3 separate regions of the Homo sapiens genome follow, and regions 2 and 3 are each linked to region 1. The links are chromatin loops, found by intact Hi-C in ENCODE. Cell type or tissue: heart right ventricle. All regions are shown on one strand. Links, peaks and the distances in the headings refer to the core of each region. The heading gives the core; the rest is flanking DNA.

The links. Hi-C counts contacts between places; a loop is a spot of excess contacts. Peaks named below come from ENCODE experiments on the same cell type or tissue, not always from the same donor. Only the 100,000 strongest peaks of a DNase experiment are listed, where the experiment ranks them.
Region 2: a loop joins it to region 1, with 2.5 times the contacts of the local background. A loop is called at or near these places in 16 of 110 quality-filtered maps.
Region 3: a loop joins it to region 1, with 5 times the contacts of the local background. A loop is called at or near these places in 99 of 110 quality-filtered maps.

The regions. Positions count from the first base shown.
Region 1 is chr12:27,430,329-27,441,852 of GRCh38, forward strand. All of the region lies in intron 1 of BMAL2-AS1 (BMAL2 antisense RNA 1), which reads right to left. It also overlaps a transcript of SMCO2 not described here. Among named protein-coding and RNA genes, the nearest start is that of BMAL2-AS1, 11 kb to the right of the region's middle. RefSeq lists an enhancer at 5,920-6,485. In heart right ventricle, for the core only: CTCF peaks have their summits at 4,905 (motif pointing right) and 5,110; a DNase peak (open chromatin) is centred at 4,954; H3K27ac peaks cover 649 bases.
Region 2 is chr12:27,503,180-27,513,519 of GRCh38, forward strand. No RefSeq gene overlaps it. Among named protein-coding and RNA genes, the nearest start is that of PPFIBP1, 16 kb to the right of the region's middle. In heart right ventricle, for the core only: no CTCF peak of the experiment used is centred there; a DNase peak (open chromatin) is centred at 3,642; H3K27ac peaks cover 6,402 bases.
Region 3 is chr12:27,635,412-27,646,935 of GRCh38, forward strand. PPFIBP1 (PPFIB scaffold protein 1) reads left to right here. Exons shown (of 30, transcript NM_003622.4): 5 at 10,651-10,737. Among named protein-coding and RNA genes, the nearest start is that of REP15, 55 kb to the right of the region's middle. In heart right ventricle, for the core only: no CTCF peak of the experiment used is centred there; no DNase peak of the experiment used is centred there; H3K27ac peaks cover 3,233 bases.

The sequences.
Region 1 (11,524 bases), core at 1,373-9,372:
CTTATTTTCTGAAAAGTGTTCAAACTATAAAATATAGTTCTATATATTTTGTTTATAAAATATAAGAAAACAGAGGGAATAGTGGCTTTTTCTGACTTTAACATTTCCTTTTAAAGTTTTTAATTTATCAGACTACCCATCAATGAGGCAGGAGAATTGCTCGAACCCAGGAGGTTCCACTGTGTTAGAACCAAACTTTCAGAAACAGTTTGGCTGTGTTAGCATTCCTTTAAACTTTTGTTATATACAGAAATCTAATTCCAACATGTTTATTCTTGGAACCATCTGCCCAATGCTACAATCTGAATTCTCTTGCGTTGTTGAAATTTTGAGGGAATAAGAATAAAATCGAACCTTTATTAAATACTTACCGTGGCTGGCACAGTTCCTAAGCCTATTACACGTATTAATGTAAGCCTCCTAAGAATCCTGAAGATAAATGCTGGTATTATCCCCCATTTTACACACAAGCAAACTGGGGCTTAAGAGTTAAGTAACTTAACAAGGTTACCCCACCGCTCATAAGCAGTGGAGTTAGAATCCAGACCCGAGCAGCTCGATGCATGCTCTCAACTGTGATTTTGATAAACCTTTGATTTATTGTGTGCTCTCGGGGACCCTAACCCCCTGAACTCAAAGCACAGCAATTTCTTTTACAAAAGATATTTAGTTATGAAAAAACACATGAAATTTACTATCTTTTTTTTTTTTAAGACAGCTCTGTTGCCCCAGACTGGAGTGCAGTGGTGCGATCTCAGCTTACTGCAACCTCCGCCTCCTGGGTTCAAGCCATTCTCCTGCCTCAGCCTCCCTAGTAGCTGGGATTACAGGTGTGCACCATCATGCCTGGCTAATTTTTTAAATTTTTAGTAGAGATGGGTTTTCGCCATGTTGGCCAGGCTGGTCTTGAACTCTTGATCTCAAGTGATCCGACTTCCCAAAGTGCTCGGATTACAGGCATGAGCTACTGCACCTGGCCTCAATTTACTACCTTAACACTACTGAACCACACATTTAGTGGTTAACTGTAGTCATGTTGTTTTGCAACAGATCTCTAGAATGTTTTCATCTTGCAAAACTGAAACTCCATACCATTTCCTCTTCTCCTCAGCCACTGGCAACCACTGTTCTGCTTTGTTTCTAAAGATCGAATACTTTAAATACAAATACATGAAGTATTTGTCTTTTTGTGACTGGATTTCTCTTAGCATCATAGCCTCAATGTTCTTCCATGTTGTACCATGTGACAGAATTTCCTTCTTTTTTGAGGCTGCATAATATTCCATTGTAGATCACATTTTAAAAAAATCCATCCGTCCATTGAAGTACATTTAGGTTACTTCTACCTCTTAGCTATTATGAATAATGCTGCCAGGAGCATGGGTGTGCAAATATCTCTTCAAGATCCTACTTTCAATTCTTTGGACATATACCCAGAAGTGGGATTGCTGGATCATATGATAATTCCATTTTCTTTTTCTTTTTTTTAAGGTAAGAAATCTCCAAACTGTTTTCCGTAGTGGTTGTACCATTTTACATTGCAATCACCAGTGCATAAGGGTTCCAGTTTCTCCACATCCTTGCCAACTCTTATTATAACTCTTGTTATACTCCTATTATTCTGTTTATTGGATAGTAGCCATCCTAATGGGTGTGCAGTGATATCTCATTGTGGTTTTGATTTGCATTTCTCTAATGATTAGTGTTGTTGGGTGTCTTTTCGATGTTTGTTGGCCATTTGTATATCTTCTGTCCTCTGCGCATTTTTAAATCAAGTTATTTGGTTTTTTTGTTGAGTTGTAGGAGTTTTTAAAAATATATTCTGGATGTTAACACCCTATCAGATACATGATTTGCAAATATTTTCTCACATTCCATAGGTTGTTTTTTCACTCCACTTATTGTTTCCTTTGATGTGCAGAAGCTTTTAAGTTTGATGCAGTCCTACTTGTCTATTTTTGCTTTTGTTGCTTGTGCTTTTGGTGTCTATTTCCATCTCAGTTGCTGAAGCACGTGTCGTACTTATTTTGGAAAAAAAATACATTAGAAACTTTTAACAAATGCCATGAAATACATTTTGAAAACCTTAGGAAATTTCTTGAAATATGTAGTATGAAAATTGTATTTGTAAATCATTACTCAGTTCAGCATTGTAAATATGAGAGGCTAATTTATACAACTATATAAGAAGAAATGGGAGACAGAAAAAAAGAACCATCCCTGTTCATATTTAAAAGAGGGATAGCATTTGTACCATATCCTCTCTACATCTCCAGCAGGTGCAGCTAAAGAAATATCACGTTTTTCTTGTTGAACCCAAAGTGGGCTTCAGAACCCTTTTCAACACAGAGCTCCAGGCAACCATTCATGATCAACTGAGGTGACACATGACATGAAATCTATTTGTCATTATGTCTTCAAAAACACTTCCAAAAGCATATTCATTAAAGCAGAATTCTCCAAACATGTCACGTTGAAAAACAGTCATAGCTGCAGATTCACAATGATTACAAGCATATTAAACTCATTGAGAAATCCTCCCAGACAAATTCTTTCACTGATTAATCCTCATTTTTTATATTGATTTGTCCACAGAACCATTTTTGTTATATTGTTTCTATTAAAATACTATGAAATTAGATTTGTATGAAATAGTATTATTGAAGCAGTTCTCCAGTATTTGCTACAGAATGGCCATTTATAACATTGGTGTCAGTTCTCTGGAAAATGTTAGTCAACTTTATTCTACATCGTAACTATCTTGTGGAATTTGGTCTCCACAAAAATGTATAATTTTTAAAGGTTAAAAAACAGGAAAAAAATAAACATACACGTACACACATATAGACGTGTGTGTGTGTGTATGCTAGCATTTTCAGGAATACAAAGCAGCTAAAAAAGATCCATTCTCTTTTATCACTAGATTTAGAGGATTGGTCGCTAACAAAACAAGAAGGAAAAATTAACAGCATAAGAGTACAGCTGCAAAGTTGACTAATATTATCTGTGGCAGCTTAAGGAGAAAACAATGTAGTCATTCCTCAGCTATGGAAACAATCCAAACTTATATAAATAGAAAGAGGACATCTTAAGGGAGGGGGCTACCTCTAAGTCAAATAAGAGGGCATCTGCTCTAGAGATGGGATGTCCCACACCATGGGCAGATGCAGATGTGTATACACACACACACACACACACACACACACACACACACATATATCATATTCTCAACCAGGAATGAACATTGCAAAAGTGTCAGGAGAAAGGAAATTCTAAAACTCTACCCAACTTTTAGTGATTATTTTAAACTATAATTATTAAAAATATTGAAAAACTAAGCCACAAAAGGAATGAAGTCATTATTAATTGGATATCTAGCTGGTGTTTTACACAAATGAGGAATCATGGCTGCTTAGGCCTACTGCCTAGAGGCCGTTCTTCCTTTAACTCTAGATTATGTGTTTACATAGATACAGTTTTGGTGAGCATTTATTATTAAAATATTTCTTCTCAAGAGGTCATAGAAAATAAGCAAAGTTATTAAAAATCATACCAACAGTTGCCCTGAACGTGCAAGATTGCAAAACATTTTTTGGAGACATGGTCTGGCTCTGTCACCCAGGCTGGAGTGCGGTGGTGCCATCTCAGCTCACTGCAACTCCCACCTCCCTGTGCAAAACATCTTAAAGCTTAATGTTTTCCAACCTCAGATGTGTGGCCACAAGAACAACCATTAGAGAGTAACATGCTATGTGGTTCTGAAAAATAAAGAGCTGCTTTCTGAAACATAACCTAGCGCCAAAACAGAATCCATCAAAAATAAATGTTGGAATCTACAGTGGTTCCTAATATGTGGTCCTGAGACTGATAACATTAGTGTCACCTGGGAGCTTGTCAGGAATGCAAATTCCTGCGCCCCACCTGAGCCCACTGAATCAGAAACTCTGAATATGGGGCCCAGAAACATGTAATAGGCCCTCTACGTGATTCCGAGACACGCTACTGTTAGAGAACTATTGCTTGCTTTGTGTCTGGTATTAGCTTGGTCCATTTTATCTAGACTTGTTGAGGCTTCTTATTCTTTGTGATCTTAGTAATAATAGAATTTCCCCACATTTGAAGAGCAAAATACAGAGACAGCTTTCCAAATATAACATCTAATGAGCTGTCAAACAATGACCCTCCTTCTGTAGCAAAATTGAGTACAGAAGTTGTCTATGTATCTTTAGAACACAAAAAGAAGATATGTTTCAGGAAAACAAACCAACTGAAAAAGATCCATTCTTTTTTATCACTGGATTTAGACAATTAGTTTATTTAAAAAAACAAGAAGAAAAAAATACTGCAAAGTTGACTAGTAATATCTGTGGCAGCTTAAGGAGAAAATAAGGTAGCCATTCCCCAGCTATGGAAATAGTCCAAACTTATATAAATAGAGGACATTTTAAGGGAAGGGGGTACTGTAAGTCAAATAAGAGGGCATGTTTGCTCTAGAGATGGAAGGGGTGTCCCACACCATGGGCAGCTGCAGTGACTGAGGGAGTGTCTGTAGGAAGCTGTCTGCTACACGAGGCGGCACCTGCTACCAGGCCATGGAAGGTTCCACTCACAACCACCACCTTCCAAGGGGCTCCTGAAATCTCCCTGTCCTCTTGGAGACCTTCACATTCTCTTTCATAGCAGGGTAAACTGTGCTGAGAAGCTGGGGTTCCCTAGCCAGGCACGTTTTATACTCCTGGGTAATGTTCCCATTTTGAAGGGTTTCAGATGACTTCAGTTTTCAGATGACAGTGACACATTTTCTAGAGCAGGGTTTCTCTACCTTGGCACTACTGACATTTGTATAATTCTTTAATTATACATCCTGTATAATTCTTTGCTGTGGGAGCCTGTCCGGTGCACTGTTGGCTGTTTAGCTGCATCCCTGGCCTCTATCCACTAGATGGCAGCAGAACCCCCCCCCCCCCCCCCCCCGGCAATTGTGACAACCAAAAATGTCTGCAGACAGGGCTGAATGTCCTCTGGGAGGGTGGGGTGCAAAATCCCCGCCCCCATAATGAAGAACCCCTACTCTAAACTCTAAAGAGGTAGTTTTCCTTTCTTTCTGTCAAAAGGGGCAGGAAAAAAACATTCTCCTGTTTGTTCTTTATCTTCATTGATGCCACCACTCATCTGATTCCTATTTTGCTTTGTTACCTCTCTCTCTCTCTCTCTCTCCCCCCCATCCCCCATCTCTCTCCTCTCTGTCTCTGTCTCTCTCTCTCTTTCTCTCTCTCACTCTTCTTCTTTCCCTACCCAGACTGGTCCAAGGTTATCACTTCACTTACTCTGACAATGTTCTCAACCTCCTGGCCCCATTATCTTTGGCTCTAGTGACTCCAAAAATTCCCACCTCTGGGTCAGTTCAGCTCTCTGGTGACCCCATTTCTACACTAGAGATACCAGGCATCTCTGGAGAAAGTCACAGTTCTGTATAAATTCATGGTCTCCCACCAATGAGCCTCAGTGAGGCAGCGTGGGGTTCTTGTTTCTCTTCACCCACTTCTATCTTTTCCATTCCTACTATCTTAGTCCATTTGGGCTGCTATAACAAAAATACCATAGACTAGATTGCTTAAACAACAAACATTTATTTCACACAGTCTGGAGGCTGAGACATCTAAAATCAAGATACTCTCAGATTCAGTATCTGATGAAGGTTCCACTTCCTGGTTCATAGACAACTGTCTTCCTGCTGTGTCCTCACATGATAGAAAAGGAGAAAGGTTGCTCTCTGAGACCCCTTTTATGAAGGCACTAATCCCATTCACAAGGGCTCCACCCTCATGACCTAATCACCTCCCAAATGTCCCACCTCCTAATACCATCACAGTGGGGGTTAGGATTTCAACATATGAATCAGGAAACACAAACATTCAGTCTGCAGCACTCACCTTGGGTGGGGAGCTCATCAGTATTAACAACACAAAGGTTGCTTTGTCTGTTTTGTTTTGGTTTGGTTTTACCTTATTAATACTGCACTTTGGAGAATGGAAAGTGTAGGGGATGGGTGGGAACCATATGGAAAACTAAGGAGTGACCAACCAGATGGATCCACATTTGTCCTGCCAGAATGCAGCCAGGAACAATCCTTCCTCCAGCCCTGACCATGGTGGGGGCATTCACAGGATGGGTCTAGCAGAAGAGGAGAGGGGTAGAAAAGAAAAGAGGAAGAAACGAAAAGAAGAAAACAAAAGAAAGGAAAGACTGAGGGAGGTCAGGGAAATAATGAGCTTCCGGGTGCCTAGCTAAGGTTGACTCTGTATGAATTTAAAAGTAATGAGATGGATCAAGTAAAGGAATGCTCCATCCACTCCATCCACTTGACCCAGATGGATCAAGTAAAGGAAAGCTCCGTCCACTGACCCCCAGGTATGTTCCTGGTGAGCTAGCTAAGAGTAAGGTGGTAAGATAGTGCCCCTCCTGGTAATGGGCTAGATATAGATACATAGGGCATGACAGTAAGGCTACATATATTTATGAAGCCAGTTGTCTTGCCCATTCCCTATTAACAGCAATTTCAGACTTTTTCACTCTCTTCAAACTTTCCATGTCACCACATTGCCCTTACAAAAGATGACTATGCATATCACTTCGCCATGTTCACCATCAAAGTACAGCAGAAACCCCCTTATGGGATGTGGTTGGGACTACACATTGTTACATTAGCTGAAAAGGCTTATTAAAGCAGGAAATCACCAAAAAAGAAACATATATATGATGTAGACATTTTATTTTAACTTAAAACATAAGTGGGGCTGGGTGCATTATCTCACACCTGTAATTCCAGCACTTTGGGAGGCTGAGGCGGGAGGATCACTTGAGCCCAGGAGTTCGAGGCTACAGTGAGCTATGATGGTGCTACCGTACTCCAGCCTGGGTGACAGAGAAAGACCTTGTCTCAAAAAACAAAAACAAAACATAGTGGGCATCCATTTGTTAATCATCTGAGTTAGAGCCAACACCTTTTGGAGAAGGTCCATAAATTGGAGTTCTGCAAAAATAATGGCAATGATTTATCATTGACGATGTCCAGTTTGGACTTTTTAGGTAAAGCAATACAGGTGAAAGCAATTTTGGGTTTTTTTTTTAATCCAAACTTTTATGGTTGATTTTGCCCACACCTACTTTGACCCAAAAAAGTAGCAACTCACCTTTTAAAGGATTTTCCCAAAGCGTAGATTTCATTTAGTTTGATTTTATTTCACTCGATTTTATTTTAAATTGATTCCTTCAGCTCACATTGTTAAATATTATAAGTACAACTGGCATGAACAGTTCACAAAGGGAAGGGGGTTCTTCAGGGGAAAGAATCTATGCACAGAGCTCTCCTGCCATAAATCAGTTTCCTTTTCCTAAACTACCAGTTCACCTGCATGCGCAGCTCCAGCCTACTTCCTGTCAATATGGAAGAGAGCTCCTTTTGTCCAAAGACCCCTTCACCTGGGCTCTGTATCTGATTTCCCCTCAACACCTCAGTCTGTCTCCCTCTTTTGTATCTTCAACATCTCCCTCTTTTCTAAATCCTTCCCTTGTGCATTTAAACCTGCTCTGTTTACTCTGATCACAAACACAATCATCCTTAGGCCCCATGTCTTTCTCCAGTGACCACCCTCCTCTTCACAGTTGGGTTTTTATAAGACTTGCCTACACTCCCGGGCTTCCTGCTTTCACTTCTCCAATTCACTTCTTGTCTCACCTCCTCCACTGAAATGCTTCTCTTCAAGGTCACCACTGACCTCTTGGTGTTCTTTAACATTTATTTCTCTGGAATGTTAGTCACTGCAGACCACTTCTTCCCTTTCTTGAATCTTCCTCCCTCAGCTTCTGTGATATCTCACTCCTGGTTTTCCTTTAACCCGCTGGCCATTCAAATGTCAGAGTTCCTTTAGGCTTCATCCTAGGGCTGCTTTCTACTTGCTTTATTTTCTGTGGTTTCATCCACTCCTATAGCTTTACTACCATTAATTGATGATAACTCTCAAACCTATGATTCCATCCTGATCTTCTCCTTAGCTCCAGAGCAATGCAGCCGACAGCCTACTGGTCATATCTGTTAATATGTTCCAGGGAGAACTTAACCTCAACCTGTCCAAAGTGCAATTCATCACTTTGCCTTTCTTCCCTAACCTGCTTTTCCTCTATTGTCCTTATTTTTCTGAAGGGTACCGATATTTGCCCATTTTCCAAACCAGGAACCTGGAAGACATCATTCACTCATCTCTCCTTCTTACTCTATACATCTGATCAACTACATTAGTCATTCATTCAACAAACATTCATCTATCTGTATCAATCCTTTACATGTTAGAGTTGCCAGTTTAGCAAATACAGGAGATTGGAGTTTCCAGTTCCAAAATGGCCACACAGAAGCAAGCTGGCTTCTCCCCCCACCCACCCACCCACCATTTCCCCCACAAAAAAACAAACAAACAAATATATAGGACTGAGATCTTCACCAGCAACAAACCAGAGCTCAAGTATGAGGATGAGACAGTTCCTGGGGCCACAGAGAAATGGAAGAACTCTTAGACAGTGGTAGGAGAACCAGACTTCTGCACCTGCAATACCCCTTCCACCCCATTCTGCAAGACATGAACCACATGGAAAATCCCCATCCAACTTACGGTTTCTGCACTGGAAAAGTGAAATTGAGGTGGTTAATAAGCTTCCTCACCTTTTTGGTTTTTCTGGCAGGAGAACTGTCCTTGCCTTAACCCACAAGTAGCATTAGGACTGTTTCATGGGAGAGATATCCCTAAGGATAGGCAGAGACAATTAGGGAGGCAGGGCTACCATCTTCAGCCCAGAAACTCTGCTCTGTAACTTGGCCAAAGGAGACACCAGATAAAAGTGGCTGTTAGGAGGTATGTTCCCCAGGACCCCTGGGCACGAACCCTAGCCAGCATTCCCACACTGCTGGGATAATCCCTTTGGGACCTTCCCCATTTGGGACAGGCAGTGCTTCAACCATTTATTATAGGCAAGCTGAACCTTAGCTTAAGGTCACCTAGAATTGAAAAGGAGGCAGTGACTTGAATAACTAATCCTTCAATGCAAAGACGTAGACATATACTCACAAGAAACAAAAGCAAATGGGAAACCATCACCTCGCCAAAAAGACAAAGCAAAAATCCAGTGACTGACCCTAACAAGACGGCAATTTGTGAGCTCCCCAACCAAGAATTCAAAACAGCAGTTTTAAGGAAACTCAGCGATCTCCAAGATAACACAGAAAAACAATTCAGAAATTTATCAGGGAAATCTAACAAAGACACTGAAATGATTTTTTAAAACTGAAACAGAAATCTTGGAACTGAGAAATACATTTGCTGAGCTGAAAAACTCTAGAGGCTCTCAACAGCAAAATGAACCAAGCAGAGGAAAGAATCAGTGAGCTTGAAGACTGGCATTTGAAAATACATAGAGAAGAAAAAAGAAAAAGAAGAACAAGGAACAAAGACCACCTACAAGATATAGAAAAAAACTTCAAAAGACCAAATCTAAGAATTATTAGTGTTTAAGAGGAAACTGAGGAACAGCAAAAGGTAGAAAGCTTGTTCAAAGAAATAATGATAAAAAGCTTCCCTAAACTTGAGAAAGATATAAATGTGCAGGTAGAGGAAAGTCTTAGAACACCGAACAGATTCAACCCAAATAAAACTACCCCAAGGCATTTAATGGTCAAATTCCCAAAGGCTAAAGACAAAGTGAAGATCCTAAAAGCAGTGAGAGATAAGAAGCAAATAATATATTAAAAAGCTCCAGTTCATCTGGCCACAGACCTCTCAACAGAAACCACAGGGGCCAGGAGGGAATAGAAAAACATTTTCAAAGTGCTAAAAGAAAAATAAAAACCTGTCACTCAATAATATTGTATTCTCAAAATTGTCATTCACATTTGAAGGAGTGATAAAATCTTTTAGAGAAAAACAAAAGCTGAGAGAATTCACCAACACCAGTTCTGTTGTGCAAGAAAAGCTAACGGTAGTTCTTCAATCTGAAAGAAAAAAAACACTAACGTGCAAAGGAAAACTATTCAAGGTATAACCTCCACTGGCAAATTAAATACGCAGACAAACCCGGAATACTCTATGACTGTACTTGTGGTGTGCAGTCCACTTATAACTCTAGAATGAAGCCTAAAAGATAAATCTAACAAAAACAACAATAGGTAGAGCAACCTGTTAAGAGACAGGCAATATTAAAATAAATTGAGGCAACTAAAAGTCAAAATGTGTGCTGGGGGTGGTGGAGTTAAAGTGTGGAATTTTCTGTGGGTTTTTTTTTTTTTTTTTTGGCCTTTGTTTCTAGTCTTTTATTTGTGATCTAGGATAAGTTGTTATCTCTTTAAAATAACTTTTATATCTATAAAATGTTTTTTGTAAGCCTCAAGGTAACCACAGCATAAAAACCTATAGTAGCTTCACTAAAAATAAAAAGCAACAATTTAAAATATACTACTAGAGATAATCACTTAACCACAAAGCGAGAGAGGAGTCTCAAAACACAGAAAACAAGCAACAAAATGACAGTAGTAAGTCCTTACTTATCAATACTAACACTGAATGTAAATTGTCTCAATTCTCTAATTAAAAGGCATAGAGTGGCTGGGGATGGTGGCTCATGCCTATAATCCCAGTACTTTGGGAGGCTGAGGTGGGCAGATCACTTGAGCTCAGGAGTTCGAGACCAGCCTGGGCAACATGGCAAAACATGTCTCCACAAAAAAAATATAAAAATTAGCTGGGCACGGTGGCACACGCCTGTAGTCCCAGCTACTTGGGAGGCTGAGATTGGAGAATCGCCTGAGCCCAGGAGGTCAAGGCTGCAGTGAGCCATGGTCGTGCCACTGCACTCCAGCCTGGGCAACAGAGTAAGACTCTATCTCAAAAAAATAATAATAAAGAAGGCATAGAGGAGCTGAATTGATAAATAAGTAATATCTAACTACATGCTGCCTTCAAGTTGCCCACTTCGCCTATAAAAATACACGTAGACCGAAAGTGATAGGGTTGAGAAAGCTATTCCATGCAACTGGAAACCAAAAACAAGCATGACTAACTATACTTATATCAGATAAAATAGACTACAAATCAAAGACTATAAAAAAGATAAGGATGGTCACTATATAATGATAAAGGGGTCAATTCAGGAAGAGGATATAAAAATTATAAACATCTATGCACCTAACACCAGAGCTCCCAAAAATATAAAGTAAACATTAATAGGGAGAGAGAGACTGCAGTACCATTATAGTGCGGGCTTTAACACCTCATTCACAGTAATAGACAGATCATCCAGACAGAAAATCAACAAGGAAACAGTGGGGTTAAATTACACACTATATCTAATAGGCCTAACTGGCATTTACAGAAGATTTTACCCCACTGCTGCAGAATTCATAGTCTTTTCATCAGCACATGGAATATTTTTCAGAATAGACCATATCTTAGGTCTGCATAAATTCAAAAAAATAGAAATC
Region 2 (10,340 bases), core at 49-8,048, 72 kb after region 1:
TGCAATACGGTCCCAGTTCTCATATTTGACTGGATCTTGAAGGATGAATAATATTTTCATGGCAGAAATGACAAAAAGGCATTTCAGAGAAAAGAAAAACCATGAGTAAAATTTAGAAGCCAGGAATATAAAACAAAGTTAGGAAAGCTGGTACAGCATAGAGCTCACCATACCAGTTTGTACAGTCTTTAGAAACAAACACTATGCCTCATTCATGTTTCTGGTCTCTGGAATAGTGATTCCCAAATGCTGGCCCATTGATTAGATGCACTGGAATCTCTTGGGGAGCTTTATACATTAGAGACTTCCCCCATTCCCAGATATTTGGATTCAGTAGAGCTAATGCAGGATCCAGAAACTTTATTTATTTATTTGAGACAGAGTTTCACTCTTGTCACCCAGGCTGGAGTGCAGTGGTGCGATCTCAGCTCATTGCAACCTCCGCCTCCCATGTTCAAGCGATTTTCCTGCCTCAGCCTCCCAAGTAGCTGGGATTACAGGCACGCACCACCACGCCCAGCTAATTTTGTATTTTTAGTACAGACGGGGTTTCACCATGTTGGCCAGGCTGGTCTCAAACTCCTGACCTCAGGTGATCTGCCCTCCTCAGCCTCCCAAAGTGCTGGGATTACAGGCGTGAGCCACTGTGCCCGGCCCGGGAACTTTATTTTTAAAAATAAAAATCCAAATTGGGTAACCATGCCTTGGTACACTGTAGGAAAATGCGGTGCACATAGTTTGTATGGACTTGATAAATACCCGTTGAAGTAAATTAAACTATGTGGTTCTTATCTTTGCAGCCTCCCTATCACCTCACCTCAGTCCTATATTCAATATTTATCTGTTCAATAATTTCAATCACAGCCATTTTTCCAATGCCCCCATCTTCCCACACCCTTGAAATAATTTTCAACTCCTTTACTATCTTATTTTTGTGTTCTAGCAATCACTTGGCCATGCCAATTTCTTCTACAGATATTTTTCTTAGATCAGCCCTATTATTTGCATTTATTTAGTTAACATTTTTAATAGGTCTTACCATAGAGATGGATCACTGTTGGCCTAATCCAGCCTGTTGTTTCTACTTCCATGGATTGTCATTATGTACACAGCTGCTGAAAAGAATGGACTCCAATCATCACTTTTATCCTGATACTCTGTAGCCAGAAAACTGGGCGTATTGGTTGCTAGAAATATGCAATTTGTTTGCAAGTGGTTCTCAAGCTGTGATATTTAACAGAATTCCAAAAAGAGGCATTTAATTCTACATTTGTCTGAGCATCACCTCCAGAAGTTCTGATTCTTTAAATGTGGTATGAATCTCTGATATCCTCTATTTTAATAGATTCCCCTAACAATTCTTATAACTCAAAGTTTAAGAACACCATGCTCTATGGGCAAAAGGTACCTGGGATTACAAATTAGCTGAGATCCCATACAAGGTTAATCAAGGTTCTTTGGGAGCAGGGTGAAAGGGTGAGCGTAAAGGAATTTCCAGGACACACAGAAAGGCAAAGAGCCAAAAGCTCTGGGAGCAATGACTAACATATTCAAAAGGTCTTGTGATAGGGACTATGCTGACAGATCTTAAAAAGTCACAGTTATCTTGTTTACAGATACAAGGACTATTCAGACAAATTTATAGATAGAACTTGGTGTATGTTTTTTATAATCATCAGGTAAGTTCCCATAACTAGAAACAGTACTGGTTGATTTACCCGTAAATCCCAAAAAGAAGTAGTGAGTTCAATAAAGCTTAAAATCTTGTGATAGTCACATAACACTAAAGACAAAGTAAGTTAGAGGACTAGATTGTTTTAAAGAATAAATTAATATTTTACTAACTTCCAAGACATATTTGATTAGGATTTTGACTAAGATGGGATACTTTTCCCTGGGAGATGAATATCTTTGAAGTGGGAATGGTAATATTTTCACATCAATTTGTTTTCAATTCATCAGCATCTCAAGCTGGGAAGCTGGAAGTCACAGTACTCTATTGAGAGAGGGAAACATTTAGTAACATATGGAAATATTAAGAGGGTATGAATGTCTACGTGTGGTAACTCAGCTAACTGCTTTTGGTTGGTCAGGTCGGGTTTTATTTCAGATATTTTAATGCCATATTCAATTGAGCCAACTGCTGTACTCTAAACCATTTGCTAAAAATGTCTGAATCACTGCATAAATATGTTTTTGGTTTTGGACTAAGAGGAAAGAACATGAGTTTCACAAAATCTCCATTTGTCATGTTTTTAGGTGAAGACAGCTATGCTGTAGTGAAAGGAGCTTTGAACTTGGATTTAAAGTTGGGTTCAAGACATGATCCACTGTCAACTGTGTTTGGATGGGGTCAGCTAATCTCTCTCCCTGGAGGGGGATCCAAACAACCATTCCCCATCTGCTGAGAGTTCATAGCAAGACCCTACTTTGGACTTGGCCTTAGTCAAAGACAGTTGTCTAACCTAAGCTTCCTCTCCTTCCCTAAGGGTGGTCTGCATCCAATGCCTAACCCAGGGTACCTTTTTAGAGGGCCATCCTAGCCGCAGAGCTCCTGGTGGGGTCAGCTGAGGCCTCTAGTGCAATTGTATCACATTTCATCTCCATCTGCCCCATTCTGCTTCTACCATCCCCTCCACATTTGTCCACCCTGTGAGTGTCCCCCAGTAAACCTGTGTGCAAGTCTTTGTCTCAGAGTCCTTTTCCCAGAGAACATTACCTAAGACACTTGTGGAAATAAAGAACAGTCAAATGAGAACAAGCAGAGGCTATTTATTCAGAGCTTGCAATAACAAAGGAGTCCATCAGTTGCATTTTGGCAGAGACTCAAAGGCAGGCAGAGGAGTGGGAAAGCTTTAGAGTGGGAAAAAGGCAAGGTTGGATAAGCCCTGATTGGGACATCCCAGGTGATTGATTAGGGGGTGCATATTTGACTTTCTCTAGTTGATCCTATGTTGGAAGCAGGGACAAAAATTAGGGGAGCTGCCAGTTATTTCTCACGATTTTGTTTACTCATATATAAATTGAGAAAAATAATACCTGCCTCATGAGATTGCTGGATTAAAGAGCCTGATGTTTAATAGGTTTTGAGTATTATTATTATTACCATGAATAATATTTTTAAACGTGTGAGATTGCCTTAATTAAGAACTTTGGGTTTGACCTAATAGTGAAGAAATGAATTTGAACACACTTCCTGATATATCTTAAAGTAAAAATAAGTGAACAACAAGCCATGAAGTCTTGCTTGACTCCTTCCTTTTTCATATTCCACTCTCAGTCTGTCAGGAAATCTTGTTGCTTAAAACACATGCAGAATTCAACTGCTACTCACCACCTCCCTGATAGCAACCACCTTTGCATGTCACCATTGTTGCAAAAACCAACCAACTTGCTCTCGTTCTCCTGATTCCACCCTTGCCCACATACAATTCAGCAGTCAGAGTGACACTCTTTTATAATGCAGGTCAAATCATGTCACCTTTCTGCTCCAAACCCCTTCAGTGGTTTTCCATTTCTTTCAAAGTAAATGCCAAAGTCCTTTCAACTACTTGTATTTGGCCACTGCCTTCTGTTGGCTCAAGCCTCATCCTATTCTACTTGTCCTCTCGATCACGCTTCTCAAGTTCCACTGTTCATCTTGGTGTTCCTGGAACACATCAGGCACACTCTGGTCACCAGGGCTTTGCCTGGGCCAGCCCCTCTGCCTGGAAGTCTCTTCTCCATGGCTTACTCCCACAGTACTTTCAAATCTTGGCTCAAAGGTTATCTTCTTGGCTGTAATAAAAAAGACAGATAATACTAAGTGTTGGTGAGGATGTGTAGAAATTAGAATCCTATTATATTGCTGGTGGGAATGTAAATAATACAGCCACTGTGGAAAACACTTACTCAAAAAATTAAACATAGAGTTACCATATACCTTCAGCAATTCCATGCCTAGGTATATATCCAAAAGAATTGAAAATATATATCCACATAAAAACTTGTATGTGAATGTTCATAGCAGCAGCATTCATAATAGTCAAAAAGTACAAACCAAATATCCATCAACTGATGAATAGATAAACAAAATGTGGTGTACTGATACAATAGAGTTATTATTCAACCACAAAACAGAATGAGGTATTGATACATGCTACAACCTGGGTGACCTTGGAAAACATTATGTAAAGTGAAAGAAACCAGACACAAAATTCTACAGATTGAGTGATTCCATTTATATAAAGTGTCTGGAATATGCAAATCCACAGAGACAAGGCAGAAGAATGGCTGTCAGAGGTCGGGAAGAGTGACTACAAATTGGTTTGGAGTGTCTTTTTGGAATGATGAACATATTCTGAAATTTCATGCTGTTGATGGTTGTACAACATTGTGACTACACTAAAAACCACAGAATTGTACACTTTAAAATAGTGAATTTTAAAATGCCGTCTTCTTAATGAGGCTCGTATAACCATCATGTTTAAAATTGCATTCCTCCCATCCCCATCCCACCTCTCCCAAACCTGCCCTGTTCTATTTTTTGTCATGACTTCTACCATAATATATAATTTACTTATTAGGTTTATTGTTTATCTGTCTCTTTCCATGAAAATGTAAGCTCCACAAAAGCATAGACTAAACTAGGACTATATAGACATCACATTATATACAAAATATCCGAAAACATGTCTGAATGCTAAAAGGCTAAAGAGGAAAAGGAATAAGTTGTACCCAGGATGAGGGGGTCAAGGTTTAAAAGGGGTAGGTAACCAGGAGGGAGGAAATGGGCTAGATATACACATAACAATAATATGTAATAACTAACAACAGTCATGTTGTTTTAAAAACATTAGTATGTTTCATGCACTGTGTTAAGTACTTCATGCACATTTTATGATTTAATCCTCACAATTATTTTATAAGCCAGGTATTATCATTATCCCCATTTTTATACATGAGAGAATTGAGGCACAGAGGATAGTAACTTGTTTAGAGTCCCACTGTAAAAGGTAGCATCAGGATTTGAATCTAGATTTATCTGGCTGCAATATCTGTGTCCTTTTCAAGTGACATGCAGCCTCCCCAAATTGGATTGTACGTTCTATGAAAGCAGGAACAATGCCATGTTAAGCCCTGCATATTTAGCATATAGCACACTACTTAGAAGATAGTAAATGTTCACAAAATATTTGTGAATGACCAGCTGGGAATGAAGGCAGGTGCATGTAGTCCTAGCTACTCAGAAGGCTGAGGTGAGAGGCTCGTTTAAGCCTAGGAGTTCGAGGCTGCAGTGAGCTATGATTGTGCCACTGCACTCCAGACTCAGTGACAGAGTGAGATCCTGTCTCTAAAACAAGCAAGCAAACAAAAATTATTAATGAATCAATGAACTAACATTTATTCAATATCAAGTGCAGCTTTCACCAGTGCTACAGGTTTTGGAAACCACCTGCAACCCTGGCCATCTCTGGCATCATCTCTGCCACTGACCACTGTTCCCAGAAGCAATATAGATGCAAAGGTCATTGACATAGTCAAGGAACGGCCAATGGCCTCACTCTCCACCCAGCTTGGATGTGAGCTACTTCAGGGGCTACAACGTTTTCTGCTTTCTCCACTTCATCCCCAAACTGAATCTTCTCTTCAAGCCTAAAGTCCAGTTACTTTTTCTAGTACTGAAGGCCTCTCCATTCCAGAGCATTATGTTGGCTTCCTTTCCCACCTTCTGGGTAGGAGCTCACACTGCCTGTCCCAATAGCTTCTGGCTGGTGAGACTGCCATATGCTCAAAAATCAGATTTTGTCTCATGACTTTTTCCCTTTGGAAGGGCTTTTGCTGCATGTGTTGATAAACAAGCAAAGCAAGTGGTTGCAGTAACTTCTATAAAAGTAGAGGTTTAACAGTTGAGATGCTTTTATCTGTAACAGGATACCTAAATTATATTGGATTAAAGAATAAGGACACTTATTATCTCATGTGGCAAAATATCCACAGCGAGGGTGGTTCCAGGGTTGGTTAGTTGAGCAGCTCAATGGTGTCATTGCTCTGAGTCACCATTTCTTCCATTCTCTTGGCTCTCCCGTCATAGTCCCAAGGTGGCTGCCGTGGCTCCAAACATTTTTATGCAACAGAAGGAAAGAGTGGGAGAAAATCTTTTCCCAGAAGCTCCAGGCTGACTTCCTCCTGGGAACCACCTGATCAGACTAGATTACAGGCCCCAACAAACGAATAACCAGGACTGATCTGCCTCTTTTCCCCCTCCACTGCACCTGTGAGCTGAAGCACAACAAATGCTCATGCTGCTCAGTTGCCACCAAATAACTCGTTCTTCTAGAGAAATCAAGTACACACAAAAAGTGAACAGTCTTCTCTGGATGGTAGGATTGTAAGTGACTTTTCTTCTTCAGAAAAATTTATGCAGTGAATGTTTTAACTTTATTTATTTATTTTGAGACAGGGTCTCACTCTGTTGCCCAGGCTGGAGTGCAGTGGCATGATCATGTCTCATCGCAACCTTGACTTCCCAGGCTCAAGTGATCCCTCCCAACTCAGCCTCCCAGGCTCAAGCGATCCCTCCCACCTCAGCCTCCTGTGTAGCTGGGACCTCAGGCACATATCACCATGCTTGGCACATTGTTAACATTTGTTTTAGAGATTAGGTCTCACTATGTTGCCCAGACTGGTCTCGAACTCCTGGGCTTTAGTGGTCCACCTGCGTTGGCCTCCCAAAGTGCTAGAATTACAAACATGAGCCATCATGTCAGGCTTAACTTTTTAAAAGCCTTTGTATTAAAAAGTATTCTTACAATTAACAGAAAATTTGCAAGACTAGAATGAGAAATTCCCATATACACTTTATGTAGATTCACCAATATTTAACATTTACCACATTTGCTAAATTAATTTCCCTGTCTCTATAATTTTTCCTGAGTCATTTGAAAGTCTGCATATATCATTCTCTCTCTCTCTCTCTTTCTCTTTTTTTAAAGACAGGGTCTCACTCTGTCACCCAGGCTGGAGTGCAGTGGTGCAATCATGGCTTACTGCAGCTTCTACCTCCTGGGCTCAAGCAATCCTCTTGCCTCAGCCTCCTGAGTAGCTAGGACTACAGGTCACCACACTGGGCTAATTTTCTTTTCTTTTCTATTATTTTTCTGTTTTTTTCTTTTCTATTTTCTATTTTTTCTATTTTTTATTTTTCTATACAGGGTCTTGCTATGTTGCCATTCTCTTTTCTTTATAATACTTGGAAGTGTATATCCTAAGAACAAAAAATACTCTCTTACAGATCAATGATATGGCTGTAAAATTTAGGAAATTTAACATTGATACATTACTTTAGTCTACCACCTACATTCTAATTTTGTCAATTGTTCCAATGCTGTCTTTATAGAAATTCTTTCCCATGTAGGATCTAGTTTAGGATCTTGTATTAGGAATCTTGTCAAGTCTTTGTAATGTCCTTTTATCTGGATGACTTTCTCAACCTTTCTTTGTCTTTCATGCCCTTGACATGTTCTAACAGTAGGGCCAATTATTTTCCAGAATGTCTATCAGTTTGGGTTTGTTTGATGCTTATTCAGGATTAGATTCAGATTATGCATTTTTGGCCAGAATGTTACCTAAGTGGTGTTGAGTTCTTTTCAGGATATCATCTCCGGAAGTATACAAAGTCCATCTGCCCCTCATTGGTGATGTTAATTTTGATCACCTGGTCAAGGTATTGTCTGGTTTCCCCACTGATGTACAATGTTTTAATCATAAGGGAAAATTATTTTAAAGTAATGTATTATAAAATATCACATTACAATAACTGGGAACTGAATTTAAATGAAAAATTGTATGTCATGCTCTCCTGTTTGTACAAAGAACACTTACTACACCCCACTGGTCGCACCAAACTTGAGAGATAAATAGGATTTGAAAGCATCATGTTGCAGAAAAGAAACTAAGGTTTGGAGAGGTAAAGTCAGTTGCCCAACGTTTGTGCCAGAGCCAGGACTAGGACCAGAATATTCTCTCCCTGATCTGCCACCCTTCGCCCTCCACTCAAAAGCCACAGCGTAACAAATGCTTCTCCCTGCTCAGCTGTCACCCAAGAACTCTTCAAAAGAAATTCCTTCCTTCCCTTCCTTGTCACTTAATATAATTGTACGATTCCAAGTCTTCAGTTCCAGACTCCAGATCTGTTCACATTAAAATGCAATCCAGGTCCAAACTAGAAGTGAGTTTCCTGTTTTATCATTTAAATGAGTTACCTTAAGCCTTGGTTATCTCAGCAAACTTTCTTCTCACTGCTGACTGGTCATACTTGGAGCCAGCCAAAAATGAGATAAAGAGGCTAGGATACAGTATGCTGGATTCATTCCACAGAGGTGTCTTTGTATGCTTGTGAGTAGAAGAGTAATGATGTTTTTTTTTCCTGGCTGGAAACAGAATCAACTGTGCTATTTTGAAATCTACCAAAGGCAGACAGCCCAAGAACCTATAATTGCAGAGAGACACAGTTTTTTCTGGCATCCGTGTCTGTGTGTGTAGGTTGTGAAAAGCAATACTGGCCTAGCAGTAGATTTAGCATCAAGCGAGCTGAGATTTAGTCCCAGGACTGTCACTAACATATTCCCTGTATTGCCATTTTGTTCACAATAGCAAGTAGTGACCTTTCTGTGCCTCTGCTTCTCCAACCAGTGATAAGAAGAGTTGCTCTTACATATGCACACTGGTATTTCATGAAGACAAATAGAACATAGTGAAGGGAAAAAAGCGTACTGGTTCTTCCACTTAGTGGCTGTGGGTTATGAGCAGAATTTTGTCACTGTCAAATTCATATGTGGAAGTCCTAACCCCTGGTACGTGAATGTATTTGGAGATAGGGTCTTTAAAGAGGTAATTAATTAAATTTTTTTATTTTTTATTTTTATTTTTAAGATGTTTGATTTATTTTTAATAACCCTTCATTGTATATTTTATATGCTCTCAAGTTACAGAAAACTGCAAAGCTGAAATTCAACATCGGCTAGTGTCAAATGATTCCTTTTTAAAAAAAAGATTTTGGTTTTAGGAGTGAAACAAATGGATCATGGAGAATGAATGCAGTAGATCATTACACAAGTGATCAGTCAGCATCTTTGCCTCCACATTAAGGTTACTGAATGAATAGCTCAGATTTATAATATCTGAATTTCATGCCGGCATAAAACCCACAACCTTGACTAAGTTATCATAAGACATTAGGAAGAAAGTATGGTGATAATAATCCATCCAAATGCTACATAAATGGAAACACTGTGAGAAAGTTGGCTGAGCACCTGAATAATCTAATTCATAATGTCTCCAAAAAACCATACAATGATTTAGGGGAAATAATGAATGAAAATAAAGACATATATAATTTAAGATATGTATGTGTCATATGTATTTCAGTCTTTAGCCTTAAACAGTGTGTTAACTTGCCTAGATAATTGTCCACTAAAAGATAAAATATTCTGATTTTTTTCTGCTACTGTTGGAGACATTCTTATACAGTTTCATTAAAGTTATTAATTTTGAAAATGTACCTTTCTCATATTTTTCTAAAGAAATTTCTGATGGAGTGAAATTATATTAACTTTCAAGGTAGACAAACCAGCCCTATGACATACTAGCTACATTGACTTGAGTAAGTTTTTTTTTATTCTTTATTTTTGTTTTCCATTTTTATTACAAACAATTATGAAATGACAACTAAAGAGGTAATTAATTTAAAATGAAGCCAAGAGGGTGGGCCTTCATCCCAAAGACCATGTGAAGTGACAGAGAGAAGGTAGCTATCCACTAGACAAGAAGAGAGGCTTCAGAAGAAGGTACCACCTGCGTTGACACTGATGTTGGCCTGCTGGCCTTCAGAGCCATGAGAATATATATTTCTGTTGTTTATGGCACCTGACCTGTGGGACTTTGTTATGATAACCCAAGCAAACTAATCCAGGGACCCCAGGAAAGTTACTTAACCCTTCTAGGCAGGATAAGTGACATAATTTTCAGGGTCCAGCATAAATGAAAATGTGGGTTCCCTTGTTTAAAAGTTTCTAAGAATTTCAAGACAGCAACAGTCAAGCATTAAACCAAGTATGGGGACCACTCTAAGCAGCCCTGTGCAACTGCACGTGTTACCCACCCATGGAGCCGATTCTGGTTCTAGGCCTCAGCTTTGTCATCTGGAAAGTGGGGGTAATAATTGCACTTACTTTTAGGGCTGTTGGGAAGATTAAATCAGATTCTAGGACGAAGCTTTCAGAGTACATGAAAGGGCAACCCAGAAAGGTGTTCAAAGTTTGACATTAATTGTCGTGCCTGGGTTGAGTTCCAGGATCACA
Region 3 (11,524 bases), core at 2,160-10,159, 210 kb after region 1:
GGAAAGAATCTTGCACATGATAGATGATTTCTCAGTCATATTGGGTTATTCACCATAAAGGATCCAATAGCAATTCTAAATGGAAAGCATGATGAAAGACTTTCAAAAAGCAACAGGATTTACAGCAGTATTTGACCGGAAGTGCCATCTAGTGGTTTATGGCAATCATTTCAGTTCCAGTTCCCGAATTAAATTGTGGAGTTGGGCCTTTAACCCATTTATGCGCAGTGTTCCATTATTGGAACGCTAAGCTTGTGGGAGTTATTTATATCCTGCTCAAAGTCATCGCCAAGGTCTCATTTAAAAAAAAAAAATCACAACCTCCAGCATAAATGGGTTAATGGTGTTACTCACTGAACAATGAGGCCGCTTTCTAGGCATCCTTCTCAAAAATTGAAGATGTGGCAGAGCTACCCTTTGTCTGGGCACGGTTGGAAATACTGTGGTTTTAATCTGTGATGAATACATAAAATCTAAAGAATGTCACAAAAACAGATTCAGTGGAGGACAGAGGAAAGGAGATATTTTGTGCTTAAAGGATATTCAATTTTCAGTAAGATGCACTCATATGCTTATGAGTTAACTGTGTTGATATAAAAGCTAATAAGAATTGTATGAAAGAATCGTGATCTACTTTATGATCTGTGGTAGACATGAAAACCGCTTGCTTTGGGAACCTTAAGAGTACATCCTACAGCTAAAACATTTTCATATGATGTGACACAAATATTAGAGCTCCCAGCCAGTCCTGTGCTGAATACTCTGTGTTCCCACCTGGTTTACCTCTGCGTTTCTGAGAGCGAATAGTACAATCTATCCTTTAGTGGGGGTGCAGCTACACAAACTGGAGTTATTTTACTTGTTAAAACACATAATGCCTTACTATTATACTTTCTATTTGCTCTACAGATTTCTCCTCCAGAGACTTAAGGGTCCAGGTTTGCTGATTTCTTTGGGGATTGCTTCATGCTCTGTACTTGGTGTTTCCTGACATATTCCTTAGTCTATTTCAATGTCCTATCTCACCCCTTCTTTACTCCATGTTCTTCTGACCATTTAGCATGCAGTGAAAAAGGAATTTACTATTGTTAGAAGAACGTATTTCTATCCCACACCCAGAGGCCACCAATGGCAATAGTAGCCGAAGCGTACCTGTAGTTCAGCTTTTGACATGTGTCTAAAACATGTCCATTAACATGTGCTTAATCTGTTCTGTGAAAGTATTTTCAGAAATGATAAAAAGTAATGATGGTTACATCTGAATATAAGTTAGATCATGACACTCACTCCTTTTTTCAGAAACTACCAGTGGCATCACATCTTACTCAGAGTAAAAACCACAGTGCTTACTGTGGGCTGCAAGGCCTCGTAGGATTTGCCCCCCATGACTTTCTGACTTCATCTCTTGTCACACATCTCCTTATTCGCTCCACGCCAAGCACAGTGGCTTTTTCACTGATTCTTAAACATGCCAGGTACACTGGCCTCAGAGCCTTTGCACTGGCTTTTCCAGGCACTGGCTTTTCACTCTGCCTGGAAAGCTCTTTCGCCAGATATTTGCATGGCTAGCTCCCTCACATTCTCCTGGTGTTTACTCAAAAGTCATGCTCTCAGTGAGGCCTTGTATCACCACCCTAACTAAAATTATACCCATTTATTCCTTGTCTTACATCTCCCTGCTTATTTTGTTCTTAGCATTCACCATTTTCTTATGTGCAATGTGTTTGTGATGTTTATATCATTTATTTTCTGTCTTTCCAATTGGAATGTAAGCATCAGGAATCAGATTTTTGCCCTTATTTTAAAAAAATTACTGTATCCCTGGTGCTTAGAAGAATGCCTGGCTCAGTAGTTATATTTGTAATGAATGATGCTCCATGAATGATAAAGTGGATTGCATGTTTGAATGAATGGAAGTTGTTTTAAATTTATTCTTTGGATGGGTAATGGCTTGTTGATCTGTGTTTTCAGTTGCTTTGTGTCTTATTATTTGACATTTTAACCTTGAGAATCCACAAAATGACAAATATTTTACAGAACTAATGAAGATTCCGTTTTTATCCTAAAAGTAACAATAACAAAATAAACTAGATGTAGATCCAGAGAGATAAGGAATTTTTGTTGTTGTTGCTAAATTTATTTTTATCCATCTAACTTATCTATATGAATTCCTCACCTTGCCCCCAACCTTCCAAATTAAGTGTGTTTTCTCAAGCACACAGAGAATGACAGGATGAAAGAAGAAAGACAGCAAAAGGCAAAAAACAAAGCAAGAAGAAGAGAGGAGGGCTGGCTGTTTGGAACCACAAAAGCATAGGTGTGAAATTAAGTTGTCACCACACACCTACCACGATAGACTTTATTTTAGAACCAAAAAGCAACTTGGGCCAGCATTGGGAATCCAACAAGTAGAAGATTATATACTTATAATTTAGTAATTTGCTGATAATATTAAATTTTTCCAATTTAATATTTCAGAAGTTGGGATGTGTTTTATGATCTTAAAATGGGTATATGTATACATTTTAGCTCGGATCCTTCCTCCCTTCCTCTCTCCCTTCTTTCCTTTTTTTATTAATAAGGTACTTAGAATAGTCAAATTTTAGAGACAGAAAGTAGAAGGGTGACTGCCAGGAGCTGAGGGGAGTGGGGAATGGGAAGATAATACTTACTGCACATAGAATTTCAGTTTTGCTAGATGAAAAGAGTTAATTAGATGGATGATGGTGATGGCTGCAAAACAATGTAAATGTACTTACTACCACTGAACTGTACACTTTAAAATGGTTAAAATGCTAAATTTTACATATATATTTTACCACAATAAAAAATTAAAATTGATAGCATCCTAGAATTTAAGGAACACAGAATCCTAGCAAATTCCCCCTTCATATTGAACATGGGAAAACTGCCCAAATAAAAGAGATTATGATGTTTTAAAAAAGGAAGCAGTGAATGATAAGGCAGGATTGTATCTAGGCAGTTTCAAATGCAGGCTGCAGTGACTGCAGACCTGAATTTTAATGTTGGCCCTAAGTCTTTGAAGCTTATATGACCTTGTGAAAATGTCTGAAGCTCTGTGTCTTGGTTTTCTGGTCTGTAAAATGGGGATGATGGTTACTGCCACTTAGGATTGTAAGGACCCTGTGAACTAACATATGCTGAGCACTTATTGATATGCCTGGTCAAAGGCTTGTCAGAAAGGTAATACTGAAGAGCAGAGCATAGAGAGTAGAGGGAAAATGTTTAAGAGCAACCCTTTGCAATGAGGGAAGGAGTTGGGTCCAGTTGCAATGGGAGTTAGGTTACAAACCACCCATACATAGTTCACTTCTTGCAATGAAAGAGTACAAACATTCCTCTGACTGAAGAGAAGCTTCTGGGATATTTTAGAAAAACTTAAATTCAAAAATTTTTGGAAATAATTATGTATCTGTTAATAATAACAGACATATAATTAAGGTTCCATTCATGTTTAATGATGGCCAACTTGAGAGGCCCTGTACTTTAAGATGGATACTAACCTTTTCATTAGTGCAACTGGGCATTTGCAGTTGGAATTATCATTTTACCTGGGCCAGGGAGATCCCCTGGTTTCTTGTAGGATGCAGGTTATTTCTTTGCTGCTAATTGCTCCTGCCTGTTTGTTTCATATGATCAGACACTGAATGTGATAAAATACCAACACTAGTAGCCTGTTACAGTGAGGGGACATTAAATCTATAAGAATGAATTTATTAGTGTAGCTCTAGGCTTCTGGAAATGAACAAATTTCTTTTAAAATTCAGAAGTGCGTCTCCTGTGGTTAAAAAAAACTGTAGACTATGACATATTTGTTTAATTACTGAGGGTGAATTTTCTGTTTCAATTATGAAATATAATGTGTTAACACAGATATTAATAATGGAGAATTACTTGCTTTATGAAGCTCCAGATTTAAGAAGGAAAATGGAAAAATACGTCTAATTGTTTGAGTTAAGCAAGTAGTTACTTACTTTAGGTCTAACTTGATGAGTTGCCCTAGAACATTCTTATAATGTTTTTTTAACTGAGGATCATGACCTTGATCCATGTCAACAGAGGATCAGGTGGTGAAATCCCGAAGGTGTCTGGCTATTTGGCAGTTTTAATTATGAGGCCATCTCAAAGTCAGCAGAAATTACAAAAATACAATTTTCAACAAAGTGAGTGAAATACTAATGGTGAATACTAATGGTAGTAACGCCAAAGCAGGCATCATCACCCATGAGATAGGTAAACAGGTGAAGTGAGGTGTTCTGGACTGGCTTCTGACCTGTTAAATCATCATAATACCCTTCTCTCTTATTTTTACATTAAAAGTGAGATAATATTAATCCCAAATGTATATTTTTAAAAGTTGCTATAAAAATAAAAATACTCATAACTTAAAAGAGTTCAGCCACGGGACATGCTCTCTGCAGGGCTGCTGGCTGTTCTTCCTGAGTCCCTGACTCCCAGCCCCACGAAGCAGTCCCCGTCCTACCACCCTCCGATCCCTGCTGCTTTCTGACCAGCTTTGCTTTTCATCTGTGCCTCCAGGAAATGTTTTCTCAGGCCTTGGCAAACAAGGTACATCTTAAGATTGTATCCCATATGTGATCACAATTATCTGAGTTATGCGGTGCCTCACTGAGACATCCTAGCTAAAATTAAGGCAGTTTTCCCCTTAGTCTTCAAGTAAACTCCCACAGAAAGTGTTCACAGACACAGAAAAACAAATTGATCAAATCGGCAGAATTCTTAGTTTACAGAGGTAAAAGATGTGCTTTTCATGGAATCCTAGGCCACTGGTATTTGTTAGGACTGAAGGGAAAGAGGTTTCCCTGTTCCTTTGGGAAAGTGAGTTAAGAAAGAAAATGTGACAAGAACAATAGGGACTTTTTCTTGGTCTCATGTTATCCTTCCCAAAGTGGAAGAGAGATTCCTCCTCTAGATCTTCGTATCCTGTCACACATTGCTGGCTTTCAACAAATATTGAATAAATGAGTGAATCACGATATTGAATGAATGAAGTTGCTGCTATACTGAGATAGGAGCTGGGGCTTCGCTTTTAGGAACACTGGGAACTTCTTTTTTCTCTGTCCTCCCCAAATTCAGGGGACTTAGGTGTGTACCTATGACTAGGGTAATATTATAGTCTAAACATGTACCCGCCCCCCACCCCCGGGTTGCCCACTGCGAAGCTCATGCCCTCATTCCACCACACCCAGTGAGAGGACAGGGGAGCGGAGTACTGCCACTGCCTGGTTGCTTGGTTTCCAGCATCACTGATATCATGTTCTTTGACTCTTTGGACAGTAGTGGTGTAAGATGCCTTATTATGGTATTGAACTCAAATGCAATATGACTGTGCTCTTCATGGCTGAAAGATTCAAGTCTTATCTCAATCTCTCCTCATAGTTCAGAGTCTAGTGGAGAGCAGGCATGCAGGAAATGTTTGCATGCGTGGCAGAGGTATAATTCTGAGTACAAAATGCTGTCATAGTAATTATTTCTTTTGGTAACTAGAGATAATGTTTACTTAAAGGAGATTTCATGGACTGAGCCTTACTCTTCCTTTCTTGATCCTGAATGTTTAAAAACAGAGTTATGAAATCAAGACTGCGTGACAATTTTAATAACTAGTTTTAAAAATAAGTATAATGACTGGCTGGAATGTGGTGTGTGCGTGTATTTGTGTATATGCAGTGTTACTAATCCAGCTATGCTTTAACATTTGTTGACCTTAAAAAGGGGGCTGTTTTCTTTTCCCCATTTTAATTTAGATACTTACCATTCTGATTTAGGAATCTTACACTCAAAATTAGTTTCTGTTTTATAAAATAAATAAGCATTATTGTGGCAAATCACTGCTTGTATGTTGATTTTGGATTTAGACAGGACAGCAGAGCTCAGGAAAGAACAAAGCAAAACAAAGGGGAAACAGGAAAGACAACTGTAGACCAATGCAAACCAATAGAACCCAGAAAATCAAAGGAAAACACAGCATGATGTTATAAGTAAAAACAGTGGGTGAGACTCCTACCTTCCGTGAAGTAATAACTATTGAAATGGAATGGCAAGTGCATGGGGTTTCATCACGTGCATTTCTCTACTTTAAATCTATTTGAAATTTTCTGTAATAAAAAACATTTTTTAAACAGACACAAAGGAAAGATGTTAACATTTATTATGTCTTTATGCTTGATTGTAATACTTCATAATTAAAAGGAAGTTGATATAAAAAGAAGGCTTTCTAGCTGGGGAAGGTGACCACACCCACCTCTAAATACGGGGCTTGTAACTGAGCTCACACCCGACCAATCAGGTAGTAAAGAGAGCTCACTAAAATACCAATTAGGCTAAAAGCAGGAGGTAAAGAAATAATCAAATCATCTATCACCTGAGAACACAGGGGGCGGGACAATGATCGGGATATAAACCAGGCATTCGAACTGGCAGTGGCAACCCCCTTTGGGTCCCCTCCCGTTGTATGGGAGCTCTGTTTTCACTATATTAAATCTTGCAACTGCAAAAATAAATAAATAAATAAATAAATAAATAAATAAATAGAAGGCTTTCCACTTAGATGGTGAAGGGAAAAGTAGATGGTGTTCTAATGTTATGTGTAGCACCTGCCATGTAGAGTCAGGGAATTCGTTTTCCGGGTGAGGTTCCTGGCTAGCTCTAAGATTCTGTAATTCTATGAGGGATAAAGCGTTTTAGATGTGTTTCTCCCCATTGTGCCAGGAAAACCTGGCAGAGGCCATAAGTTCCTTAATTAAATCAAAGTACCAATGTTACAGTTGAGTTATATCTCCCCCACTGACTCTGCATACACACTATTGGTTGGATACTGTACTGTTGAAGTCCCCAAGTTGACTCCAATTTCGACTTAGCTGGATTGAATGCGGTCAATAAGGGGTTGCACCATGAGCTAAAGTAGAAAGGTAAAGTGATTTAGGCTTCTCTAATATGCTGTGGAAGTCAGATCGACTCAACAAGAGTTTATACTTAAATACATTTTAAGTTACGTGCTCAGGATTTTACAAGCACCATGGAAGAATCAAAAGAAACGTAAGACAGTTTTGCACTGAGAAACTTAGGCTGAGTGACCAACTCACATAAAATTATTAGTCATCTACCTGAGGCAGAATATGATGAAACACTAAAGAGCACAGTTTAAGACAAGACCCAGAAGGTCAGCCCGTAGATGGGGAAAGGAGAATGGCACCATGTAAAGAGGAGGTAGACATGGGTTATGAAAGACAGATTGATCTGAGAGGGAGGAGTGGGAGGTGAGTGGAGTGTTGGGTACAAAACCTTGGGATAGTTGTTGTAAAGGAAAATGGAAGAAAGCTCATTAAAAGGAAGAAATGGAAAATGATAAGTAGAAGTGGTGATTACAGGTCCCAGCAAAACAGGAAATCAAGGTTCCAAAGTAGAAGTGGAATGATGAGCTTTCAGGAAGGAGTTAAGAATCAGTTCTCCCAAGCCTGCAGGACGAAAGAAAGGAAAGAAATAAGAGGTAATATATATTATACTATTACGCACTGAGGAAGAAGGTGTCTAAGGGAGCTCACACAAGATGGCCTTAACTATTGTCCATTACAAAGGCTCTGAGATCAGGCGGTCGGTTAGCTCAGTTGGTTAGAGCGTGGTGCTGACAAAGGCTCTGAGATCACCTCCTAAACATAGTGGGAAGAGAGAGTACAGGAGGAAAAAGGAGCCAGTCTAGATAGAGGTCAACCATGGCGTGCATACCAGATTATAGAGGACACATAAATAAAGACCCACTGAGAAGCAAGAAGGGCAGATCAAAACCAAACCTGCAGTCATCTTGTATTCAACTAGTGTTTATTGAACACCTATCGTCATTCTTCCATTCAACAGACATTTAGTTATCGCCCACTGTATGTCACATGCCAAGGCAAATCTACTTGCAAAGAATGCAGAGTCTATTAGAAGAGAGAGACATGTATGCAGTCAAGTCTAACCTTAGTGCATTCAGAGTAATGCCTGCTGTAATGAAGGTTCATGTAGATACTGTCGCTGGCATATAGCAAACAGTGAATTCAAGGAAGACCTCACAGACCAAGCCCTGATAGAGGTGGACCTTAAGGAATGGGGAAAGAAGAAGAAAGGGTGGGAAAAGACGGTCCGTGCAGAAGGAATAAAAGTAGTGTGTGAAAGAGCATGCCATATATGGGGAGGTTTTGAGTGACCTGGTAGGTAGAACGTGGGAGTTGAAGGAAGAATAGAGACAATAGGGTATTTACCTAATGGATCTTACTGCCAACATTCTTAATGCAAAGGAAACAAAATTGGCAGAAATATAAACACAGGTGGACAGAACAGTCTTTACCTACTTAAGTTAACACAAGGATATAACATTGATCACTCTTAAATTCTGCCTTATGTTCCTATAGTGACTTTTAATATACTAAACTACCCTTGAGCATTATGAGTGCTTGTAAATATCAATACAGTACTGAGAAAAATAAATATGCTAATTTTGAGCCAATTTTCAGTATCTGTTTCTATTTGGGGCTAATTTTGGAGAACTGGTTTTGGAACACCTCACTTCCATATCATACAAAGTAGCTTGGGAGGAAACATTGCTCTCATCTTGCTATAATTTCCTCCAACCAGAAGAAAGATCAGTTTGTTTGTTTGTTTTCTTAAGACAGAGTCTTGCTTTGTTGCCCAGCCTGGAGTGCAGTGGCGCAAACATGGCTGACTGTAGCCTCCACCTCCTGGGCTCAAGTGATCCCCCTCCCTCAGTCTCCAGAGTAACTAGGACCACAGGCGCACACCACCAAGCTTGGCTAAGTTTTTTTTTTTTTTTTTTTTTTTTTAAGAGATAGGGTCTTGCCATGTTGCCTATGCTGGCCTCAAACTTCTGGGCTCACACAATTCTCAGCCTCCCGAAGTGCTGGAATTACAGGTATGCACCACCACCCTTGGCCAGTTTTACTTTTTGTCCTCACTAAACAGCAGTTTTTTTCTACTTACTGAAATGTATCTGTTTCCAAACTATTGTTACTTGTATGGGATTTTAAAAACAGATGGCTGTTAATGTCCATAATCAAAATAAGGAATTTAAAGCTCTACAGGGCCTGTCTTGGCACTTTCTTAAGATTGAGAACATGCGTTATTCATCCTGGCTCTTTTCCAAAAAACTGCCCTTGAGAAGTTGTGCACAATTTATTTTTATGTTAGTCCCCAGGAATGGAAGTTGTCCAGGCCACTCCATCACACTCTTCATAATACTTGTAATTTAATGCTGGGCACTTCAGTTAACAATATGAGCAGAATTATGCCGTGGTAATTGTAGAGGTATGTGGCAAAGCAGCTGATTTTAAAATTTTAATCCACTCTAAATATGCATTGCACCCTTACTAAATTAGCCTCTGATTCTTAGTGGCCTTTTGGAAAATGTATTCAGTATGCTAAAGTTTTTAGAAAAAACATTCTGAAATTTTCCTTTTCATTCAAGCCCTGTTTTTTTTCTTCCCCCTTCCCAGCACATGACTTTTATTATTCCAAGAATTGATACTAGAAACTGCATTTATTGGAAAGATAGAACAATGGTATCAGTTAATTCTGGAAAAACAGTAGATGTCACATCAGATGTGTCCTGGGCAGTAAAGTTATACAGTTTGTATTTTTTCTGGTTCTAAATCTGAAGGTATTATTTTCTTTTTCAGTTGAACCCTGGGTGGCCCCATCTAACACTTTCGGATTTCAGCTGGCTTTTATTTCTATTGTATTTGAATGAAGAATCAGGAAATTCTATTGGGATTACATTATCTTATGGTTATGTTGAGATTATGAGAGACACCACTTATGCTACTACGTACGTTTCAAAGTGGTGCTTTTAGGTTTTCTGTTCTTTGTGAGCCTCTTTGTGTGTCTTTTTCATGACTTGCATGTGAGGCAGCTGAGGAAGAAACAATCTATACATCGTTTCTCAATCTATACTTCCTTTGGCATTTATACCACGCATAAATATACTGAAACATGATTTTTTTTTAAAAAAGTGTGGGGGGCAGGAGGGAGGGGAAGAAATAGTAAGCATCAATATACACAGAGCACTGAGCCAGATGCTGGGGAGGTTACCAAACGAATTATAGGCTCTGCCCTGGAATAGAAGGTAACGTTATACAAAGAAGCAAACTCACAAGTTAATAAGATCAGGACAAAAAGTGTTAAAATGGAGATAAGTGAGGCTAGTCTGCGCTACCAGGGGAAGTCACTGTGGCCTGAGTGTTTAAGCTTTTGGAGGAAGAGAGACAGACCTCAACAACTCGGGGTGCCCCCTACATACTCACAAAGCTTTGCCTGCCCCTGGGTGTGTGTCTGCTCTCAGTGAAGAATACCAGTATCCACTGTTCCTTGTGGGTCATTATTTTCTGCTTGATAAGAAATTGTTTACTTTGGCAAAACATGCCTATATGCTTAACATGCCTGTCTTACCTCTTTTGTGGTAAATGAACCAAATTGCATTCTCGTATTTTCTGTTTGACAGTGACAGCTGTGCAGATTCAATTCAGGCCCCTTGGACTAAGAACACTTGTGATTTTCATTTATCTACGATATATCATTCTTAGAGAAGATCAGCCTTACCCATATTACTTCCTTTTTCAGACAAATGGACACCTACCAGGGAACGGAGATGTGTATCAAGAAAGGCTGGCACGTTTAGAAAATGATAAAGAATCCCTCGTTCTTCAGGCAAGTGATTTTTAAATACTGTTCTTTCCTTGCAGCATACTTACAAAGCCTTTTAAATTGGGGTGGCAAATTCAGATTGCTTGCAGCAATCAGACTGCTAATAGAAATAAGCCTGATAAGCCATCTGTACACAATAGGGAGTGGTGAGGATTGGGGCAGAATGATGGTGTTTACACCCAGTTTAAAAGGAGCTACCATTAATCATCCTCAGCTCTTGCAGGACCAGTCTGAATACGGGCACAATGTTGTCTGATCTGTTCTTTTTTTTTTTTTTTTTTGGAGGCGGGGTCTTGTTACATTGCCCAGGCTAGTCTTGAACTCCTAGGCTCAAGCAACCCTCCTACCTCAGCCTCCCAAGTAGCTGGGATTACAGGTGTGCAGCACCATGCTTCACTGGATCTGATTTTTAAGTATATTTTAATATATAGCAGAAATTCAGATATATGAATATAGCATAACATCTGAATATATGTAAGTTTATATTTCTGAATCTGAAATCAGAATATATATATTTAATTTTTCAATTTTAAAAATGTTACCCTGTGTGAGACAAAACAAAACAGTGACTAGAACCCTCCTTGTGGGCTAAATTTGAGTTTGCTTCTTCATAATGTTTTAAATGCTTCACAAACATTTTTCTTTGGTATATTGAGCAAAATGAATTGAAGTATATTTACTGAGTGATGATTATTGAGGAAAAACTCAAAGATCTGCTGTAAGCACTAGAGTTGAAGGACTAGCCCAACAGCTCCTCAGGCACCTTTGGGTATATTGAGTTGCCCCCCCT